2 separate regions of the Homo sapiens genome follow, and region 1 is linked to region 2. Evidence: chromatin loops called from intact Hi-C (ENCODE). Cell type or tissue: IMR-90. All regions are shown on one strand. Links, peaks and the distances in the headings refer to the core of each region. The heading gives the core; the rest is flanking DNA. Region 1 overlaps STAM2 (signal transducing adaptor molecule 2). Region 2 overlaps CACNB4 (calcium voltage-gated channel auxiliary subunit beta 4).

Region 1 (8,743 bases), core at 289-8,288, 130 kb before region 2:
TGCGCACCACCATGCTCGGCTAATTTTGCATTTTTTAGCAGAGATGGGATTTCGCCATGTTGGCCATGCCAGTTTCGAACTCCTGACCTTAGGTGATCTGCCTGCCTTGGCCTCCCAAAGTGCTGGGATTACAGGCGTGAGCCACCGTGCCTGGCCCATTCAGCATTTCTTCGTGAGAGTTATTCATGTTGATGTTTGTAGCTCTAGGTTATAAATTTTAATGGCTGCGTGATACTATACTACTATATGAATATGCATTATCTGTTGTCCTATTGACGAACATGACTTTGTTTTCAATTTCTTGCACCTACAGACAGCTCTGTATTGAAAGTTTTTATCTATGTTTTCTTGTGTTTATGGGTGCAAGATTCTTTTTTTTTTTTTTTTGAGACGGAGTCTTGCCCTGTCACCCAGGCTGGAGTGCAGTGGCGCGATCTCAGCTCGCTGCAACCTCCATCTCCCAGGTTCAAATGATTTTCCTGCCTCAGCCTCCCAAGTAGCTGGGATTACAGACGCCTGCTACCATGCCCAGGTAATTTTTTTTTGTATTTTTAGTAGAGACGGGGTTTCACATGTTGGCCAGGCTGGTCTCGAACTCCTGACCTCGTGATCCGCCCGTCTTGGCCTCCCAAAGTGCTGGGATTACAGATATGAGCCACTGTGCCCAGTGGAGTGCAAAATTCTTAAAGGTTGTCGTCTTGAAGGGGAATTCTTCAGTAGAAGTGTAGCTCTTGGCCTGGTGTGGTGGCTCATGCCTGTAATCCCAGCACTTTGGGAGGCTGAGGTGGACAAATCTTCTGAGGTCAGGAGTTTGAGACCAGCCTGGCCAACATGATGAAACGTGTCTCTACTGAAAATACAAAACTTAGCTGAGTGTGGTGGTGAATGCCTGTCATCTCAGCTACTCGGGAGGCTGAGGTAGAAGAATCACTTGAACCTGGGAGGCGGAGATTGTGCCACTGCACTCCAGCTGGGGCAACAGAGTGAGACTCCATCTCAAAAAAAAAAAAAAAGTGTAGCTCTTGCAAAGTTGCCCTTCCAAGTGTTTGTTGATTTCCCTCCTGTCAGCAGTGAAATTCCTGTTGTTCCACATCCTCACTAATGCTGAGCATTGTCAGATTTTCTAATTTATGCCTATCTGATGAATATGAAGTAAGACATTGTTTTCATTTCATTTTCTATTTCTACTTCATTGCCAGTGAAGATGAGCATTTTTTCATATGTTTCTTCATCATTCTGTTTTCTTTTTCTATAAATTGCCTGCTCATTACTTTTATTATTCTGTTGGGTTACTTTTTAAAAATTGATGGCAGGGTGCAGTGACTCACACCTGCAATCCAAACACTTGGTGGATTGCTTGATCTCAGGAGTTCGAGATCAGTCAGGGCAACATGATGAAACCCCATCTCTACAAAAAATACAAAAATTAGCTGAGCATGGTGGCGCGCACCTGTAGTCCGAGCTACTCGGGAGATGGAGGTGGGAGGATGGCTTGAGCTAGGGAGGTTGAGGCTGCAGTGAGCCATGATTGCATCACTGCACTCCAGCCTGGGTGACAGAGCCAGATCCTGTCTCCCGAACAAAACAAAAAAACGAAACCAAAAACCAACACCAAAAAATAAAACAAAATTGATTTTTAGAGTTCCAGATACATTTCTTACTAATCTTTAGTTGGGTATGTATGTTACAAATCTGTATTCTAGTTCTGTTTGTTTCTGCTGTCTTTTATTGTAAAGAAAATGTGGGTTTTCACTTAGTGATATTTGTCATTCTCCCTTAATTTTATTTTTCTTAAGAAAGGCTTCAGGGCTGAGTGTGGTGGCTCACACCTGTAGTAAAGAAAAGAAACCCTTCTCCACCCTGAGGTTATACAGATATTTTCATATTTTCTTCTGCAAGTTTTACTAAACTTTTGATTTTCACATTTAGGTCTTTGATCCACCAGGAATTAATTTTTGTATAAGGTCTGCGGAGGAATTGAATTGGATAACCAGTTGACAATAGACAATAATCAATTGTCTAATCACTGTGGATTGAATTGTCTGTTTTTTCCCCACTGTTTTATAATTGTCTTAGCTATTTTGGGCATTTCAAATGGATTATATGACAGATTGGTTAAAATCATTATACAAGGGAATTTCTTGTAGGTTTTTAGGATGTAAGAGAAAAGACATTATAATTTTATTTTTGTTTCACATCAGCTGATATTGATGGTTTAAAATATATTTTTATTCCTTAATAACATTTAATGATAAGCTTATGTATAATTTGTAAGTAAGTCAAGAAGAGAATGATTTTCTGCCAGTGAATATACAACATAATACTATAGCAGTGTAGTTAGGTGGATGTGTCTCTAGCATGGCTTTTGTTTAAATAAAGGACCTCAGAGGTGTTGCGTGTAATAGGCCTTGTGGCTGGGCGCGGTGGCTCATGCCTATAATCCCAGCACTTTGGGAGGTCGAGGTGGGCGGATTACAAGGTCAGGAGTTCGAGACCAGCCTGACCAACATGGTGACACCCCATCTTTACTAAAAATACAAAAATTAGCCGGACATGTGGTGCATGCCTGTAGTCCCAGCTACTCGGGAGGCTGAGGCAGGAGAATCACTTGAACCCGGGAGGCAGAGGTTGCAGTGAGCCAAGATCGCGCCACTGCACTCCAGCCCGGACGACAGAGCGAGACTCCATCTCAAAAGAAAAAAAAAATAGGCCTTGTATATAAGTATGTAGGGTAGGATATCAAACTCTGGTTACTTGACAAGTGATGGTTCTAACCACCTATTACCCAGGTATCAAAATGAAACTTAAGGATATATCATTTCTTTATCTCTTGTTATTTTTTTCCTCCTTGGTTGTCTATTGTCCTTTAATCTGACCACTTTTCTTCTCCCCCTTCCTTGATTTTTCATTTTGTCTTAAGTTAAAAAGCTTTTATTTTATTTTATTTTTTCTTCTTTTTTGAGACACAGCCTCACTCAGTCGCCCAGGCTGAAGTGCAGTGGTACAATCTCAGCTCACTGCAGCCTCTGTCTCCTGGGTTCAAGCAATTCTCCTACCTCAGCCTCCTGAGTAGCTGGGATTACAGGCACCCACCACCATGCCTGGCTAATTTTTAATTATTTATTTATTTATTTTTTTCTAGAAATGAGGTTTCACCATGTTGTCCAGGCTGGTCTTGGACTCCTGACCTCAAGTGATTCACCTGCCTCGGCCTCCCAAAGTGCTGGGATTATAGGAGTGAGCCACCATGCCTGGCCTAAGTTACAAAGTCTTTAAAAGTGTTTTTGCTTACAGTCTTTTTCCTGTTATAAAAATATCAGCTAATTGGCAATATTTGTCCAACACCATGGGTGAGAAGGATATTAGTTCCTGAGGCATTTTGGTATTGTTGAAACATTCTTTTCCCTCATCCTTTGTTTTTTAGGATTAAGTTTCACATTGACTTATTGGCATCTGCTATCTTTTTTGGTGTAGTAAGTGTTGCTCCCAGCTTTTAGACTTCCTTTAGCGTTATTTTCTTAATGGGTCTGTGGCTGCTATGCTTAAAGGACAAGCACCTCTCTGTCCCTATAGCACCTTGTGGAACATTTACAGTTCTTCACCATGGAGACCTGTTATGGCGATCTCTGTTGCATTCAGGGAGGCCTTTCTTTAGTTTCCTCCAGTTAAGAAATGTTGAAAATGAAGTGTCTTGTGAAGTAGTTCCAGTTCTTACTGACTTTTAATGCAAGCTCAGAACTGTGTTTAATCTCATATTTAAAAAAAGCATGAAGGGAAATGATGAAGGATTTAAAAAATTTTATTATGTACAGTCTCCCTCATATTTAGTGTAATTTTTAAATGATAGCAGTTGGATGAAAAATCTGTTATTCAGTGAAATTGTTATTGTATCTGAAAACTCGCAAACTATTTTCTTGGTCGGTAAACGTACCCTTAGTAAGCACTTGCTTATTTTCATTTGCAATATGAGAATTGTAGTGACTCAGAATTTTACTTCTCATTTGTACTAAAAGTTTTTTTTATTCTTATCTGGAGCAGCAGCTTTTACTTTCATTTGTCATGGGATGAATTATCTTAACCTTCTCTTCTAAAAAAAGATCTGCTTAAAGAAATCTAGCATGTGCAGTGTTTTGGTTTGTCCCCAGCAGTACTAAGTCCTTGAGGTGGAGGGTTGAAGGGGAAGAACTTTTTTTTTTTCAAACATTAATACCTTATTAGGTTCTCTTAAGTTACCTGATAATGAATAAACCTTTATATTTAATGGAGAGATTGAACCTAAGAAGGTCATTGTGGCAGATATCTGGGAATGGCCATTGTCCCCTGAAAATTATTGACATTCTGAAGTGGCCACCTGCTTATAGGTGTTAAGAATAGGCTGTGTATATATGTATGTAGGGTAGGATATCAAACTCTGGTTACTTGACAACTATCAGTTCTAACCATCTATCACCCAGATATCAAAATAAAACTTAAGGATATATCATTTCTTTATCTCTTGTTATTTTTTTCCTCCTTGGTTGTTTTTTGTCTCTGAATCTGACCACTCCTCTTCTTCCCCTGCCTTGATTTTTCATTTTGTCATATTACTCCAGTTTTATGTCAGAAATTTGTCACTACATGATGATGTAGTCTTAAAATTTTTAGCTATTCTAGTGGGTATGTCATTGTGGGCTTTGTCGTTGTTGTTGTTGTTTTTGAGACAGAGCCTTGCTCTGCCCCCCAGCCTGGAATGCAGTGGCGTGATCTGGGCTCACTGCACCCTCCACCTCCCAGGTTCAATCTGGGACTACAGATGTGCACCACCATGCCTGGCTAGTTTTTGTATTTTCAGTAGAGACAGAGTTTCGCTGTGTTGGCCAGGCTGGTCTGCAACTCCTGGCCTTATGTAATCCGCCCGCCTTGACCTCCCGCAGTGCTGGAGTTACAGGCATAAGCCACTGTGCCCGGCCTTCATTGTAGTTTTAATGTGCATTTACTTGATAACTCTTGATTTTGGGCACGTTTAAATATATTTATTTGCTAAATGAATGTTCTCTTTTTCAAAGTACTACTTGTTTAAATATTTTGTCCATTTTTCTTTTCACTTAATTTTCACAACTCTTTTAAGCACGGCAGCTATTTTAATCTCCATTTGACAAATGAGAACATGGATTTGGGTTTGAGTCAGAATGGAGGTGAACTACTCCAAAGCTTATAAGCTAGTAAGAAAGCTTCAGAGATGGATGTAGGCAAGGCAGGTCCTCGTTGTTTTATTGGTGATGTGTATCCCGCGCCACCCCCCTGAAGCCTGACAGTACTCCACAGGTGCATACGGAGTGTGCATAATGGTTTTCTCAGTCTGCAGAGGTAATGTAATCATCTGCCTGGCCTGTTTGCTTTTGATTCTCTATCTGTAACTTTTTGGCATGTTAGTGGCTGCCTTGGAGACTTTTTTTTTTTGAGACAGAGTCTCGTTCTGTTGCCCAGGCTGGAGTGCAGTGGCGCTATCTCGGCTCACTGCAACCTCTGCCTCCTGGGTTCAAGCAATTCTCCTGCCACAGCCTCCTGAGGAGTTGGGACTACAGGTGCATGCCACCATGCCCAGATAATTTTTTGTATTTTTTTTTTTAATAGAGACGAGGTTTCGCTGTGTTAGCCAGGCTCGTCTTGATCTCCTGACCTCATGATCTGCCCGCCTCGGCCTCCCAAAGTGCTGGGATTGCAGGCATGAGCCACCGCGCCCGACCGACTCATTTTTCCTTTATCCCAGCCACTAGAAAATGTCTAGCACATTATGCTTCCTAATAGGCCTATTACAATGGAAATTATAACATGTATGCTTCTGCCCTGTCTCCTGAGTAAGGGTGTGTGTAAATGAGTGTGCTCGTTTTGTGGAGTTAGGGGGACGTGGTTCTCACCTAACAGGATTACAGAGGGTATTTTGGAAATATCAGCCAAGAAGAAAGTGAACTTGTAGGAAAATAAAGGCTGGCCCCAGGATTTTTGCCTTTTTAATAGATGGTTTAAAATATTAAAGGACAGTAAAAGGTAATTTTTATGTGTTTTTCCCCCTTCTTTTCGTCCTGGCTCCCCTTATGCTCAATTCTCTCAACTCCTCCTAGTCGCCCCAGAAATGTTGGTGGTGACATGAGAAATGAATAGAATGGCAATGACTGATCTGTATTCCATCAGAGGAAGCAGCTCTTAAATATATTGTATTATTATATGGTTTAGTAAATGGAGTTAATCAGCTGGGCGCAGTGGCTCACGCTTTTAATCCCAGCAGTTTGGGAGGCCAAGGTGGGCAGATCACCTGAGGTCGGGAATTTGAGACCAGCCTGACCAACATGGAAAAACCCTGTCCCTACTAAAAATACAAAATTAGCCCGGCGTGGTGGCGCATGCCTGTAATCCCGGCTACTCAAGAGGCTGAGGCAGGAGAGTCGTTTGAACTCGGGAGGCAGAGGTTTGCATTGAGCCAAGATCGTGCCATTGCACTCCAGCCTGGGCAACAAGAGTGAAACTGCATCTCAAAAAAAAAAAAAAAAAGTTAATCATGGCATTCTGCCTGATTCTTTGCTTGTAAACGAGAGTTGAATTTGCATGTTTCCTATTCAGTGTGTTTAAGATATGTATTATCGGGGAACCCACCTCCAATATTTCAACATAGGTTCTATTTTTCCTAAGTGTCGGCCAGTCTGAGAAATAGAGAGAAAGAGTACAAAGAGAAGAATTTTACAGCTGGGCCACCAGGTCATTACGGGCCGTAGGTCCGTAATGCCCCACCAGAGCTGCAAAATCAGCAAGTTTTTATTAAGGATTTCAAAAGGGGAGGGGGTGTACGAACAGGGAGTAGGTCATAAAGATCACATGCTTCTGAGGCCAATAAAGATCACAAGGCAAAGGGCAGAATTAGAATTACTGATGAGGGTCTGTGTTCAGCTGTGCACATATTGTCTTGATAAACATCTTAACAGAAAACAGAGTTCAAGAGCAGAGAACCAGTCTGACCAAAATTTACCAGGCTGGAGTTTCCCAATCCTAGTAAGCCTGAGGGTACTGCAGGAGACCAGGGCGTATTTCAGTCCTTATCTCAACCGCATAAGACACACACTCCCAGAGCGGCCGTTTATAGACCTCTTCCCAGGAATGCAATTCTTTTCCTAGGGTCTTAATATTTAGTATTCCTTGCTAGAAGAAGAATTTAGCAATATCTCTCCTACTTGCACATCTGTTTATAGACTCTCTGCAAGAAGAAAAATATGGCTCTTTTTGCCCTACCCCGCAGGCAGTCAGACCTTATGGTTATCTTCTCTTGTTCCCTAAAATCACTGTTATTCTGTTCTTTTTTAAGGTGCACCAATTTCATATTGTTCAAACACACGTGTTTTACAATCAGATTTATTATTCAAACACACGTCTTTTACAATCAATTTGTACAGTTAATGCAATCATCACAGGGTCTTGAGTTGACATACATTCTCAGCTTACGAAGATAACAGGATTAAGAAATTAAAGACAGGCATAAGAAATTATAAGAGTATTATTTGGGAACTGATAAATGTCCATGAAATCTTCATAATTTATGTTCAGAGATTGCAGTAAAGACAGTCATAAGAAATGATAAAAGTATTAATTTTGGGAGCTGATAAATATCCATGAAATCTTCACAATTTATGTTCCTCTGCTACGGCTCCAGCCAGTCCCTCCATTCGTTCTGGGTCCCTGACTTCTTGCAACAATGTATATACATAGGGAAACAGAAAAACTATGTTAATTTGGCAATTTTGAACAAAAATTCCTCTCAAGAGGCAGTTTAATATAGTGATTTGAACCTGGAGCACACACCCTGAGCCAGATGGCACAAATTGAAATCTATTTTATTGCTTACTAGCTGTATAACCTTGTGCTAGTTATTTAATAATTTTCTGGACCAGGCACAGTGGCTCATGCCTGTAATCCCAGCACTTTGGGAGGCTGAGGCGGGCAGATCACCTGAGGTCAGGAGGAGTTCGAAACCAGTGTGACCAACATGGTGAAACCTTGTCTCTACTAAAAATACAAAAATTAAAAAAAAAAAAAATTACCCAGGCATGGTGGCGTGCGCCTATATCCCAGCTACTTGGGATGCTGAGGCGGGAGAATCACTTGAACCAGGGAGGCGTAGGTTGCAGTGAGCCAAGATCGCGCCACTATACTCCAACCTGGGCAACAGAGTGAGACTGTATCTCAAATTATAATAATAAGAATAATTTTCTGTGTCTCAGCTTCCCCATTTATATAGTTTTTATTTTTATTTATTTATTTTATATGCAAAGTTGTAAAATAACCCAGCCCAGGCTGGAGTACAGTGGCACAATCATAGCTCACTGTAACCTCAAACTCCTGGGCTCATGTATTCTCCTGCCTCAGCCTTCTGAGTACCTAGAACTACAGGTGCGCATCACCGTACCAGACTACTATTTCAATTTTTTTTTTTAAGAGGTGAGGGATCTCACTATGTTGCCCAGGCTGGTCTTGAACTCCTGGACTCTCAAGTGATCCTCCTGCCTTGGCCTCCCAAAGTGCTAGGATTACAGCTGTGAGCCACCGGGCCCAGTCCCCACTTATGGGGATCCTTCATTTGATTGAGGAGCAAGTGATTTAGCTTATGTAAAATGCTCAGGAGTTATTGCTTAATTGCTATTATTGTTTTTAATTAAATTGCTATCTGTCATTCAGTACTCAGAGCTGTAAGTAGGTTTTCATTTTAGAAGGCATGCAG
Region 2 (8,743 bases), core at 150-8,149:
GCTAGACAGAACACTATCTTTTAATCACTTGCAAGATATCTCCCTTTTTGATGGTTTTGGAAGAAGAAAGAGAAGTCATACCCAAAGCCGTTTTTTTAATTCAGTTTTCCTTAGAAAATCAGAGGACTTCTGAAGATGTCTCCGACAATATAATCTCCATGTCTTTTGGTGATGGACTGATTTGTCCAGATGCTTCTTTCTTCCTGCAGTTTCTGTGCCCCAGTCTCCTATCAAAACTCAGAACTTTCATGGTAATGATTTTAGTAAACTCTCATAACCAGCAATAATATCCCTTCAGCCCCTGGCCTGGCCAACTGCCTACCTTCATGTTTCTTCCCACTGTCATATTATGATTTTAACTGGATTTAATAACTCGTGGCAAATTTAAACAGAAATTTATAGCCCCCATTACAGATTGCCCTTTACCTTCTTCCAGAAATGTTTCCCATAAGTACTGAGCTTATGCAACTAAAACATGATGATGACTTCTAAATTCATAGTTTATTAAACAGATTCTTGAGCTTAAGAACACAGATCTCTCTATACACAAAGGATTCTGCAGTGAAAAGTTCCAAAGGGGAATAAAGTAATACTTTGGGATTAGCAAATGAGAGAGAGAAAAATCATTTGTCTTTCTTAGTGTCTCACAATCATTATACTGAGTGCCAAAAGTTTGTGGGGAGAAACAGGAGGAAGAGCTTTATCCGAGGTTGAAATCCTAATGGCCTAATGGTGTTTCTCCCATGGAGTGTGGGGAGTCTGCTCCCAAAGGGCCCAAAAGGCTGAGGTCAGGCGATGCAGTCGTGGCTGTTTTGCCATGGTCTTTGAGGGCTTTGCCAAGATGACCAACATGGGGATTTGATCAAAATGCAATTTTGTTTATGTGGACATTTTCTCACTAGGAAATTGTCTTGAAAATACCAATTTGTTTCACAGAAAATATCAGCCAGGGGTTAATCACCATCATTTGGCACCGGCAGCATATGCATTTAGATGTGAACAAAGGACTACATTGTTAGATGAGTTGTAAAGGTTTTGCTAATCTTGAAAACTTCTTTTTAAATTTAATTAGCTGGCTGGAAACGGTGGCTCACGCCTGTAATCCTAGCACTTTGGGAGGCCGAGGCGAGTGTATCACCTGAGGTCAGGAGTTCAAACCAGCCTGGTCAACATGGTGAAACCTCGTCTCTACTAAAAATACAAAAATTAGCTGGGCATGGTGGTGTGCGCCTGTAATTCCAGTTACTCAGGAAGCTGAGGCAGTAGAATCACTTGAACCCAGGGGGCGGAGGTTGCAGTGAGCCGAGAATGTGCCACTGCACTCCAGCCTGGGTGACAGAGCAAGACTGTGTCTCAAAAAAATAAATGAATAAATAAAATAAAATAATACAAATAGATAAATAAAATTAATTAGCTGAAGAAAGTATCAGTGAAATGTGAGGGCATGAATAGACATGGCATTATATGCTTTGGTTCAATTATTATCTGAGCCAGATTTAATGATAGATATTTATAAATTTAAAGATTCTAGATGTCATTGAATTCTTTATAAAATGTAGGAGTTAAATACTGTGAGATAGGAGAATCATGAGCCTTCAGATTCAGCAGATGTATAAAATTCTACTTTTTAACTAGTATATGGGTTAGACCTCTTGGTATTTTTGATACTTAAAAAAACTCCCAGCTAATTTATTCAGAATAGCCCATAAATGAGACATTCCCATTTAGCCGCAATGAAAACTGGGGGCCATCACTTATCAGCCAGTACAATTTTTGTAGAAATAGAAGGTGGAATTAAAATTCTTATTCTTTTTGGATATAAAGTATACTCATTGCCTTAAGACCATTAAGTGACTTTAATCTTTGTCAACAAATTATGTCTTCGGTGTACACAAGAATCATATTGCCATAAACTTCTTCTTTTTTTCTGCATTCTCTATTTTAAATTCTTTTGAAAAATAGATGTTATTTTCCATATGGTCTGCTTCAGTGCTTACTTCATGCCTTCGACTATGTTTCTGAGGACTTACGTAGTTTTCCCTGAGCTTCGCTCTACTTTTCCAGGGTTGGAAGGAATACCTGCATTTCTGTGATCAGTGCTTGGTCCCACCCTACTCCCTTGCCTTGCCTGCCTGCCATGCACAGAGTGATCACTCATGTTTTATCAGATGTTTTCATTAAGACATAGAGCATATAACAAGGCTCTTATCCTCATAGAACAAATAATGTAGTTGGAAATGTAAGATAAAACCTATATGAAAACAAGAATATTCTAGGGCTCCATATGCTGCTTGGCAAGTGAACAGAGTAGGAGAAGTGTAGGCTTCCTCCAAAAGACTGGTCAGGGGAAGGTTTGGGTTCAGCATTGAGGGAATAGTAAGATTCTTTTTTTTTTTTTTGAGACAGAGTCTTGCTCTGTCGCCCAGGCTGGAGTGCAGTGTCGAGATCTCAGCTCACTGCAACCTCCGCCTCCCGGGTTCAAGCAGTTCTCTGCCTCAGCCTCCCGAGTAGCTAGGATTACAGGCACCCACCACCACACCTGGCTAATTTTTGTATTTTTAGTAGAGATGGGGTTTCACCATCTTGGCCAGTCTGGTCTTGAACTCCTGACCTCGTGATCCATCGGCCTCGGCCTCCCAGAGTGCTGGGATTACAGGTGTGAGCCACCGCGCTCGGCCCAATAATAAGATTCTTAAGTAGAGACCTCAGAAAACTATGTTTCTTGCTTTTTTTTAAATACAAGGAAATGTTTGCTTATACAGCTAAACCATTTTCTTTAAATGCTGTTTAATTATCCCTATATTAACTAAGCAAGCAATGACCTCAGTTCTGAATTACTGTATTATCTTTCCTCTATATCCGTCCAGAGCTCTAGCCAATGGGCCAGCAGGGAACATGAGGAAGTGTCACACCCTCTTGGGGTGGGGACATACAGGGCTGGGAAGAGAGGGGGAGATTTCCTGTCCAGAGTGTCCTGGGCTGGGAGGTGGAAGGCCTGAGGGAACTGTCCCTCTCCACCACTAACGTGTCCTAGCACCAGTCAGGGCCTCTGTCCCCATCTGTGTGGCCACAGCTGGTCACCCTCCTCCCAATCTCACATGCCATGAGTCTTTGAAAATGGCTGAGTTTGCAGCCTGTCCTGCTTTTATTGCCATGTCTTTTGTGGAAAGAGGAAAAGGAAGTCTCAGCCTCTGCTGTTAATGAGCTGTTATACGAGCCAGCAGGCTGCAGCAGAGTAGTGGGCCTTTCCTCTTCTGTGCCTCCAGCTGCTCACGCACACCTATCCTCTTCCATCTCCCAGCCAGACTCGGTGCTGAGGTAGAAGCCTGTGTCCCAGGTGCTCATCATCTCTGCTGAACACATTCATTATCTGCAATCAAGCTGCATTCCAGCTTCTTGCCAAACCCTTGTCTGTCAGTAGAAGCTGCATTGGGGATATACAGTCTGAATTTGGCTCATTAGGCCAAAGGCAAGCAGCAGAACTTGGAAAAGGCCGGGGAGGGCTGTTGCGTGGTTCTCAGCAACTTGTGCACACTCTGGTGTGAGAGTTACCAAACCCCAGAATTACAAGCTCACCAACCCCTTACTTTACAAGACTTTTTGTTCTGCATTCCCATTGCAGGCCAGCATCCTTGATGCTTTGAAGAATTTAGGAACTTTGCCATTGGCAGGATTTATGAAAGCTACCCCCACCTCCTGCCTCCAAATACAGCATGGTAGATCCCAGTAGGTTCCTGACATGCATTTCTTTGGGGGCCCTCTGATCCTCCCCAGTTTTCCTGGCCAGATGAATGCTGAAGATTCCCTGGGCCCTGCGTTTTGTCACGGCCTCCTTGGGGGTGGTTCCCTTCTGCATCCAGCTGTTGCAGCCTGGCTCTGTGTTCACTGCAGGCTGGGGCCCGGCCAGCTCCCTGCTGTAGCAGTTGGTGAGCAGCTCCAAGGATGAGGGGGGAGCAGCAGTGCTGCAGGCCTGCTGAGGTCTTGGCTCACGGTGGCTCCCCTGGCTGACTTTTGACCAAATGGGAGAAGAAAAATCTTCCCTCCTCCCTTTAGGTCTCAGAGGGAGGCCATGTCTCCCTAGAGCATTTCTTTCTCTCCCTCCCATCCTTAGGAAAAGAAGAGTGTCATCCTAAATGCTGTGCCTTCACCTGAGAGGGGATATGTGCTTTTGGTCTAAGCAAGAAGAATGAGAAAAATTTAGGCTCACTGGGAGTCAGAAGGTCACATTATTCAGTTGTTCATGGAATACTTCAAAATGTGTGAGCATTTATTTCTTGCCTCTCTTTTGGCTTTGAAATACCTTAAAACAAGTCAGATACGTAAGCATTTGCAGAAGCAGGGTGTAAGTAGATTTAAGAACGGCACGATTCCTCTGTAATGTCCACAGACATATTTCTTTAGCAAAGATTGACATTTGGGCCAAAGCAGGATTTATTTATTCTTGCAATCACTCAGTTTGTAAATTGACGGGATATAGATTGCCACAGAAGCACTTCCCTGATTCATATTCAAAGGAGAGTCTTGTTATATTATTAGGTATAGCAAGTGTGTTATTGTTAATATCCACCTTTGAGTACTTGTTCAAAGGAGATAAGCAGGATATTATATTATTTCTAACCAAACCAAGCTTCTCAGACATCACTCATTGAGAAGGTAACAAAACAGAAGCCCAGGGAAGAATACCCTACATAAGTGCTTGGGAACCTATGCCCCCGCAAGAATCAACTGGCCTGAGCCGCAAGTGTGGAAATGGTCTACATGCGCCATCTTGTGGCTAAGGCCATCAAGAACGTTTGGAGATAGAAACACCCAAATAAGAGTTCTGCTCAGGTTCACTGCCTTTTTGAAGCTGAAGTTCATGATAGCTGCTTTCTAGCATCTAGTGCACTTCCTGGGATTCTCAATTAATATTTGTCAGGTGAAACTCTTCGAAGGAATCTCATGTCATGGCAGAGTATACTTGTTCTATGTTACACTAGAAGGCATAGCCAAGACTGACATGTCCTCCAGCCATGGTCCAAGGCCGTTGTGTCCAAAATAAGACAGAATACTCTAAACATGGTCTGAGTAGCCTAAAGTAACCCAGAAATATTACTTCCAAGACTCTGGAAAGTCTGCTTCTAGAGGTCGACATCCTCACTGAAATCTGCCTTTCACCACACTTAACACTTTAAAAAAAATTAATGTGGTAAAAAACATGTAACATAAAATTTACTGGCCAGGCACAGTGGTTCATGCCTATAATTCCAGCACTTTGGAAGTCTAGGAGAGCAGATCACCTAAGGTCAGGAGTTCGAGACCAGCCTGGCCAACATGGTGAAATCCTGTCTCTACTTAAAGTACAAAAATTAGCCAGGCATGGTGGCGCGCGCCTGTAATCCCAGCTACTTGGGAGGCGGAGGCAAGAGCATTGCTTGAACCTGGAAAGCAGAGGTTGCAGTGAGCCAAGATTCTGCCACTGCCCTCCTGCCTGGGAGACAGAGCAAGACTCTCAAAACAAAACAAAACATAAAATTTAGCATTTTAACCATTTTTAAGTGTACAGTACAGCAGTGTTAACTATATGCAGTCCATTATGCAACAGATCCCTAGAACTTTTTCATCTTGCAAAACTGAAATTCTATATCCATTGAACAACAACTACCTGTTACCACCTCCTCCCGGTGCTTGGCAACCACATTATATTTTCTACTTCTAAGAGTTTTACTGCTTTGGATACCCCATATAAGTGGAATCATGCAGTATCTTTTTTGTGACTGGCTTATTTCACTTAACGTCTTCAAGTTTCATCCACGTTACATATGGCAGGATTTCCTCCTTTTTTAAGGCTGAATAATATTGTCTGCATACGCCACATTTTGTTTATCCATTCATGCATAGATGGACATTTAGGTTGCTTCCACATCTTGGCTATTGTGAATAATGCTGCGGTGAACACAGTGTGCACATTTAACAGTTTTATTCTCAATGATATGATGGAGTTTAAAAATCTTATGGAGAATTTAATTTATTCTTGAAGTTTTAAACTCAAATGCTTGAGGGGTAAAAGCTTGAGAAGTGTCTGTTGGTTAATCTGAGCTATTCTTGCGGTTTGTCTAACAAGGACAATCTTAATCCATATCAGGTGCATCTTAATACATACATACATATATATATATATATAGAGAGAGAGAGAGAGAGAGAGGGAGAGGGAGGGAGAGAGAGAGAGAGAAAGAGAGAGAGAGAGGGAGAGAGAGAGAGAGAGAAAGAGAGAGAGAGACGGAGTTTCGCTCTGTTGCCCAGGCTGGAGTGCAATGGCACGATCTCAGCTCACCGCAACCTCCGCCTCCCGGGTTCAAGCGATTCTCCTGCCTCAGTCTCCTGAGTAGTTGGGATTACAGGCATGTGCCACCATGTCTGGCTAATTTTGTATTTTTAGTAGAGATGGGGTTTCTCCATGTTGGCCAAGTTGGTCTTGAACTCCCGACCTCAGGTGTACTGCCTGCCTTGGCCTCCCAAAGTGCTGGGATTACAGGCATGAGCCACTGCTCCCGGCCTGCGAATATATTTTTTAAAGTTGCCTTGAATCATTTTTGGAGCAAGACAGTGAATAAATATACAAAAGAAAATCATCCGTTTAAGAAAGTGCTTGCTTTCTGTGAAGCATCTGGCTATTGCTTGTAACATGGTGGAGTTGATGTCAGACATTATGTCTCTCACTGAACGTCACTTTCCTTCTCCTGCCCGGAGGTTTGGGATTTTGAAGGGCATTGGATTATAAAGTGCACTTGCCAATTTGTGATTAGGTCTGGAAATGGGGAATTTGTTCATTTAACAGCAGGTGCCACTTGATCAACCACTGCCAATACTTTTGCCGCGGACTTCCCAGGACTCCAGCTGCACTCACGATTCCTTTGGTCAACTGTTCTGCCTCAAGCCTGCTGTAGATGCCACTGAGAATAGAAAGTTGAAACCAGTTGATCCCAGTGAAGCAGCACCACACAGTACTTATTAGAGACTAAGAAGCCAGGGAACACTTTTCCTCATAATTTTTTTTCCTTACCCCAGGGGTTAGTGTGTTTAAAAGAGCACTGTGGGGGTGCTGTTGTAGAAAGCAGCAACTCTGTATCGGATGCCATCCCCTGGTGTTTTAAAGGCAGGATTACAAACATCTAGAGAGGAAAACAAAAAACAAAAACAAAACCCACATTCTCTAATTCATATACAGATCGTTAAGTGAGAATGGAATTTATGCGATGCTTTTCATGATGGGGGATTTTCTGCAAGGGAAGCCGCTTGCCCATTTTGTGGTAACGGCTTGAAATAAAGGAGAGGCCGGAGCAGGCAGCAAGGTTAGCTTGCTCTTGCAGGATAAGCGTTGTCCTTGCTCTCAGTTCCCCTGCTGTGTGGCCTGGTCCCTTCCTTGTTATCACCCTTCACCAGAGCCCTGTGTGAGGGCCCTAATGGAGACTTCAAGAGCTTTTAGTTCACTAGGTACTGCCACCTGCATCCACTCTCTGCTTTTCCTTCCCCTGCAGGTCTCATGTGTCCAGCATAGAAGTATTTTTAAGACCTACTTTGCAAGACGTGACTTCTGTTGGGATTTTAATTTGAAATGAAATTTAAATGTACCAACCCTGGGCATTCCGATCATTTAATAGACCTGTTGGGAGACAAGTAATGAGGAGAAAGCCACTCCGAGTCCATCTTGCTCTTAAGCCTGACAGGTTTTATTTGGAAGTGCTGCCTGTTAGTGAGGGAGAAATGCTCATTTCTTTTTTTTCCTGTGTAAGGAACTGTTGAACTTAATTTTCCCCCCCAGGTGTTAGGAGACAGGAATTAAAAATAGTATGTGACCCAGACACACCAAGCAATACAAAGTTCTTGCTTCTATTATGTTGCTAACTACCTGCATCTTGTTAATAAGGAAGGGAAATGTCTGTTACCTACAAACTGAAGGAGTGAATGATTTGATTGAGGGAAATCTGAAATACCACGAGAATTAGAGAAGTCCTCACAAAAGGGCAAAAGCTTACATTTTTCATTTTTCTCTTTATTTCATGTGACTTTGGCCTTAAAGTCCTCCTTCCCACTTTCTCACACCCCCACTAGCTGAATGTTGTGTCAGATTATTTAGAACTTTCTAAATAGGGGAGAAAATTTTTTTTCCCCAAGTTTGGCTCCTACGTCCTTTGAGACTATACCGTCTGTGCAGGAGAATTTATAAAAAGATGGGAGGTTTGGGTGCCGGTTTCCTTTTTGGAAATGGTATTTACCCAGATCACAGTGAATCTGCCTCTCGCCTTAAATGGCAGAGGATGATAGGGTAGGATCTTCACGTGCTAGAAAGGCAGCTGGAAGCCATGTGGAGACCTCAGGAGACCTGAACTACAAGGGTATCTAAGCAACTGTGGCTGCTGGAGTTGAAGGAGGGAGTCTGAAGTTGCTCTTCTAGGATGCTGGTCGCATCCCCTCAGTCCCCTCCCTGTTGTTTTCAGTCACTTCAGAGAGGTGGTGGCAGCCCGTCTACACCACCAAGCGGGGATTTAATGGAAGCATTTCATTTGCTTCAGCAAGTCAAAAGCTGCCCTTTTGTAAAAACGTGTAAGCATGCCTCTTCATCCTCATTCCCCCACCCCGCTTCTCCTCATTCATTATTTAACCAGCCGCCTGGGTCTTCTTTCTGCTCTCAAGCATGCCAGTCCCTTCCCCACCTGGGGACCTTGGCCCTGTCTGTTCCTCTTGTTTGGCATGCTGTTCTCCA

What was found. Peaks named below come from ENCODE experiments on the same cell type or tissue, not always from the same donor. Only the 100,000 strongest peaks of a DNase experiment are listed, where the experiment ranks them.
Region 1: it touches region 2 in a loop (6-fold over the local background); 81 of 110 quality-filtered maps call a loop at or near these places.

What each region holds. Positions count from the first base shown.
Region 1 is chr2:152,162,127-152,170,869 of GRCh38, reverse strand. The region is part of intron 1 of STAM2 (signal transducing adaptor molecule 2); the gene reads left to right. Among named protein-coding and RNA genes, the nearest start is that of STAM2, 9.3 kb to the left of the region's middle. In IMR-90, for the core only: no CTCF peak of the experiment used is centred there; a DNase peak (open chromatin) is centred at 3,979; H3K27ac peaks cover 490 bases.
Region 2 is chr2:152,033,072-152,041,814 of GRCh38, reverse strand. The region is part of intron 2 of CACNB4 (calcium voltage-gated channel auxiliary subunit beta 4); the gene reads left to right. Among named protein-coding and RNA genes, the nearest start is that of CACNB4, 62 kb to the left of the region's middle. RefSeq lists an enhancer at 6,910-7,485. In IMR-90, for the core only: a CTCF peak has its summit at 4,770 (motif pointing left); a DNase peak (open chromatin) is centred at 4,754; H3K27me3 peaks cover 953 bases.